Linked DNA regions of Homo sapiens: region 1 is linked to region 2. Evidence: chromatin loops called from intact Hi-C (ENCODE). Cell type or tissue: Calu3. All regions are shown on one strand. Each heading gives the region's core, and the rest is flanking DNA. Links, peaks and the distances in the headings are about the cores only.

What was found. Hi-C counts contacts between places; a loop is a spot of excess contacts. Peaks named below come from ENCODE experiments on the same cell type or tissue, not always from the same donor. Only the 100,000 strongest peaks of a DNase experiment are listed, where the experiment ranks them.
Region 1: a loop joins it to region 2, with 12 times the contacts of the local background. A loop is called at or near these places in 10 of 110 quality-filtered maps.

What each region holds. Positions count from the first base shown.
Region 1 is chr11:20,242,486-20,245,402 of GRCh38, forward strand. No RefSeq gene overlaps it. Among named protein-coding and RNA genes, the nearest start is that of DBX1, 83 kb to the left of the region's middle. In Calu3, for the core only: CTCF peaks have their summits at 1,655 (motif pointing right) and 1,859; no DNase peak of the experiment used is centred there.
Region 2 is chr11:20,349,806-20,352,722 of GRCh38, forward strand. No RefSeq gene overlaps it. Among named protein-coding and RNA genes, the nearest start is that of HTATIP2, 12 kb to the right of the region's middle. In Calu3, for the core only: no CTCF peak of the experiment used is centred there; a DNase peak (open chromatin) is centred at 1,576.

The sequences.
Region 1 (2,917 bases), core at 186-2,685, 110 kb before region 2:
TTGAGCTTTATTATTATAGATAGCTAATTTTCTGTAAGATCAGATTTATCCTGTAAAGACTTAAAAAAATCTTTATTAGGGTGGGACTAGAAAACTCTTTACTGTTAGGCTAATTTAAACCTATAGTTCATCATACATTAGATTATAGTACCATATTATACCAGATTATAATATCTTATTTTTACTGTACTTTTTCAATTTTTAGATATACAAATACCACTACATTACAGTTGTATACAGTAGTCAATATAGTGACTTGCAATACAGGTTGGGAGCCTAGGAGCAATAGGCTATTCCATATCACCTAGGCTATACCATCTAGGCTTATATAAGTACAGTCTATGATGTTTGTACAATGAAAAAATTGCCTAATGATGTATTTCTCAGAATGTATCTCACTCATTAAGAGATGAATGACTGTACTTTGAAGCTGTGGCCTTTTGGGGTCTCTGTGACATATTCTTGATATTCTGTCAGGTCCACTACTCTGGAGAACTCAAATGTCTCCCATCCCTGTGCAAGCTCCTATAATTTTTCAGCTTATAGCACTCCAGCAGTTGTCCTTTCCCTGACTTTGTGAAGTCTCACTCTATGCATGTCAGCTTAATATTCCATCAGAGACTCATAGGACCCCATGCAGATTTATAGCACTCTTCCACCAAGTAGCTTTCTGCTTTCCAGTAGTGTTCCCCACAAACTTTTGTCGTCTCAGCCTCACTGAGATCTGACCTCTGTCACCTCTGTTCAGTGAGGCTACTGTATTCTGCTTGTGCTCTTCATATCTTCACTGAGGTTAGGAAGGGCAAGGCATTTTTATTGACTCCCATTTTACAACTGTGGATGAGAGGTGCTAACAATGCCTCTTAACTGAGCAACTTAGAAGAGGCACTGAGGGGCGAATAGAAAAGCACAGGGAAATGTTGCAATTCCTTTTCCCTGATCCACCCATGGGATTGAGGTTGCATTCAGAAAATGGGCAGGAGGTAGATTCCTTTGGCCCTGCCCCAAGAAGGACCAATCTCATTAACCCCGGAAGAATAACCAGGCTCCCTGGGCACACTGAGAGACGCTGTCTCAGAGGTTATGTGATCATTATTTTCAGCTTGGAGAAGAAACCATCTTTAAAGCACTCACTTCCCCTGAAAATATTTTTTATTTCTGATCTACAGATGAGGGCAAACACAAAGCTTTAGGGTTAATGGTTCTGAGTACATCAAGACAGAGATGGTTCATTAAGCATTATAATAATGACCACACATTGAGTGTTTGCTACATGGCAGGCTTGTGCTAAGTGTGTGACTTGCATTATTTCATTCAGTCTCTAAAACAACCCAATGAGGTGAGAACTGTCCCTATTCCTAGCTTACAAATGAGAAAACTGAAGCTCAAAAGGGGATAAGAAGGGCGAATATTAATCTTCTTTAAGACAAATGAGAATGAGGAAGATGCTGAGAGGTGCCTTTCTGATTGGAGAGAAGTGCTGACTTGGGATGCTGTGCCACCATGAGCACATTGCTTGACCTCTCTGGGCATCAATTTCTTAATATGCCAAGTGAGAGAACTATATTAGATAAGCCCTTCTGAACAACTTTCTATATTTCAGTATCCTCCTCTCTCCATAAAATCAGATCCTAAACATTTCTCAATTTCCTACCTTATAATTCTTAATTTACCTGCCACCAGAGGGCCCTGTGCAGGGGAGTTTTCACGCAACATAGGTTTTCCTCAGTTTTAAAGCATGGCCTCTATAGAATAGGCTCTCAATAAAAAAATCTGTTGATATAAGTAGGAGACCAGGTGATGTAGTGGTGGAGGAATAAAAAAATTAGGGTTCTGGGTTCTCATTCGTCTGCCAAGTGGCTGTCAGATGCGTCACACAGCCTCTTTGGGCTTCCATAACTCTTTCTGTAAAATGGAAATAATGGAGTTATTAGGAGAAATGAAATAGTATCAGATATTTAAAAGCACCTTGAAAAGTATAAAATGCTGCATAAATATGACAGATAAAGAAATACGTCTATGAAAACCAAGACTTTCTTTCTTTTACTCACTTGTCCACTACCCGTTTTTGTACTGTCTCCCCAACACCTTAACATCATAGAGTTATTACCAAGGGCCCCTAAATGTGTTTGCCGACATGGTGAGGGCTGCTTTCCTTCCTAGATATTAATGCAGAGGCAGTTTTTATCCTGATTAGCACAATTCTAGGCAGGGGTGGTGGTGCTCATGGATTGGCCAGCAGTTGTATATCATGATTGGGGCTGAGATCTGGGATGTATCCAAATTCAAATTTATGCTATGATGGGGGAATTACATATGCCCTTAGGGGTGCTTATTTTCAGTCCCTGGCATTTATCAGCCCCCCTCCCCCAACCACTCTAGAACTTGCACCTCTCTCTGGGGAAACCAGGGAATTTGCTCTGACAGCACCAACTGGTCAGGGCCTTCACTGTCCCTTGATAAACCACATGTCTGGCCAGGTGTGGTGGCTCATGTCTGTAATCCCATGGGAGGCCGAGGTGGGCAGATCATGAGGTCAGGAGTTTCAGACCAGCCTGACCAACATGGTGAAACCCCATCTCTACTAAAAATACAAAAATTAACTGGGCCCAGCTACTCAGGAGGCTGGGACAGGATAATTGCTTTAACCGGGGAGGTGGAGGTTGCAGTGAGCCAAGATCGCACCATTGTGCTCTAGCCTGGCAACAGAGCGGGATTCCGTCGCAAAAAAAGGAAAAAAAAATAAAAAAAAACCACGTTCCTCAGTGGCACCTCTTTCTTACTGCTTTTCCAGTTAACAAGAAGTAGTAGTCTTGGAATTTAGAAACACTTAACTCATAAATACGGCTTCTGTACTTTCTAGTCCAAGAATATAGACCTCTACATTTTTGCTATATTGAAATATATTCTGCTAAGA
Region 2 (2,917 bases), core at 103-2,602:
TCATCTTGTTTTTATGCAGTATAGAGAATCTAAATATATTTGAGTCTGCTAATAAATATGAGAAATTGTACTATGAGGAAACAGCATATACCTATAAGAAATGTGAGATGAGGCTGGCATGGTGGCTCACGCCTGTAATCCCAGCATTTTGGGAGGCTGAGGTGGAAGGATCACTTGAGACAAGGAGTTTGAGACCAGCCTGGTCAACATAGCAAGACCCCATCTCTACAAAATAAAAAGTAAAAAAAATTAGCCAAGTGTGGTGGTGCATTCCGACAGTCTCAGCTATTCAGGAGGCTGAGGTGGAAGGATCGCTTGAGCCTGGAAGGGTGAGGCTGCAGTGAGCAGTGATTGTGTCATTGTACTCTAGGCTGGGCAACAGAGCAAGACCCTGTCTCCAAAAAAAAAAAAAAAAAAAAAAAAAAAAAAAAAAGAAAGAAAGAGAGAAAAGAAAAGAAAAAGGGAAAAAAAGAATGTTAGTGTCATAAATGTATGATGCAACAGTAAAATGATGGTTTTTTGGATTATGGGTCTTCTCTTAAAAAGAAATTGTAAAATGGCTTTTCTTTACCTTTTAAGTAACCTGCCTAGCAAACAAAGATTTGTGTCTGATCAAAATAATTTCCTGTGCTTCATGTTGTCTTTTCAGTTCTTGCAGGCCCAGGAACTTCATAATATTGGGGGAACCTTAAGAAAAGAGGAATTTGCCTAAATATGCAGAGATTGCAGGCAAGGTCTGATGGCAAGTCCCTGGCATGGCTTCCTAGCCTTAAGAGGCTTTTAAAAGTCTAATCTGAGATTTTTTTATGCAAAGTTTTAGCAAAGCGAACTAAAAGAAAGGGACCTATGTGGTCAGTCACTATTCTTGCTGTAGTATTGTCAACAATCCGACCAAGTTTAATGAGACTAGGCTCCTTTTGCAAACAAATTAGTTTCACTTTGATTATTTTTTAGAGAAATGGAGGTGATTGTAGAGAGAAAAATTATGTTTCAATGGAAACCTGTAGCACAGCTTTGTGAGTATTCCATTTTAGTCTTGTTCATTGTCTTTAAGGTTTTGTTATCTACCTATAAACTGAGTCCTGAATCTTCTAGTTTCCTCCAATATCTGTCTACAGCTCTTCAAATTAATGTTTCACATTTTTCTCTAGCCTCCTAAAATGGCACCACGGAGAGCTAAAACCTGACGGCTCATATTTTTATTGGGACTGTCTTTAACCTCCTTTTTGGGTCTTTATTTCCTAATGAAGGCTTCCATGTCACATAAAACATCTTAAATACATTCATATGACTTTCTCTTGTTAATCTGTCCTTGGTTATAGGGGCTTCAGCTAAGAACTTAGAAGGATAGAAGGAAAGGTTGGTTTTCCTCTCCTACACAGACAAATACCCGCACAGGTCCAGGTCCAGTAGGGAAGACAGTGCATCTCTTTTCATGGTTAACAGCCAAATAGGAATTATGTCACATGAGGTCTGATTGAGTAATGTGCCTAACCCTAAAACAATCGCTGTTGTCGGGGAAGGAAACGTTCAGACTGGCTAGAAGTGAATCATAGGCCCAGCCTTAGAGTTGAAAGTAGAATTGCTGCTAGAGTCACCTGCAGGACGGGGAATGGGAAGGGGCGGGCCACAAAGGAAATAAGGAATCGATGCTGGATAAAACAGTACAGCTGTCTGCTACAAGTGTTGTCACTCATTGATGTAAAAATAAACACCAATAGATGACACAGCATAAAATTTGCATGAATTTTTAAGAAAATATATATAATTTCATTAAAATTTATTTTTGCATTCCCCAAGCTCCAAAAATAGGTTTGCACTTTTCCCTACTCTAAGGAGTGTCTCGATATATTTACTCAATATTTACTGAGCATCCGCCAAGTGCCAGGCACTAATCCAGGTGGCAGGAATATAGTAATGAACCAAACAGATACAACTCCTGTCTTCATGGAGTTTGCTTTCTAGTGGGATGTTCACCTGCACCCACCCAAGCTTCTGCTCACAATCTGAGACGACTGAATAAGGCATTCATTCCTCAGCCCTTCTCCCCAGCTTTCTTTTAAACTGGGAGAAAAATATGTTTCTTAGCTCAGCTCTTCTAATGTCATTGCCAAGAGGGAATTTAGCCTCAAGGAACATTCCATGTCTTTTCCTCCTGGCTGTCTGCCTTTCAGTCTCTAGACTCTTCTTCCTCCCTAGAAGGGAGAGGTCTAGGCTGTGTTTTAATTTCCAAGCTCTTTGATCTCCAGCTGCCACTTTAAAGTTTGAGGTATGAGGGAGTGCCCTTCCTTTGTGTGAGTACAGCCTGCATAGTCTTTCCGGGTGTCATTCATTTGGTTTGGTGAGAAGGATGATTGTAAAATCTGAAACTGCTTGACCATCTTTTCTTGAAAGGCTAGGGTTTGTAGTTGGCTGGAGTGTCTTGTGTTTTTTGTTTGTTTTGTTTTGTTTTTTTACCATACCCTAGTATGGAAGAACTGAGCAGTGACTTTGTGTGATATTGACAGCTTTATGTACATTACCTCATTTAATTCTCTCAACAGCTTCAAGAGAATGTTGAGGCTCATTATTCCCTTTTACAGGATTGGAAAGGTGAAGAACTTTTCCATCTTACACAGCTAGCAAGTGGCAAACTTTCATTTTCTCATTTATAAGATGAGAGAATTAGATTAGATATTATTTCCTTTCCAGCTCTGTAGTTGTTTGAATTTATTATTGCAGTTGGAATCCTACGAATGGGTAGTACCTGAACAAGAACAAATAGCGGGCCAGGCATGGTAGCTCATACCTGCAATCCCAGCAGTTTGGGAGGGCCAAGGTGGGAGGATTGCTTGAGTCCAGGAGTTCCAGACCAGCCAGGATAACATAGTGAGACCCTGTCTCTATTAAAAAAAAAAAAAAAATTAGCTGGGTATGG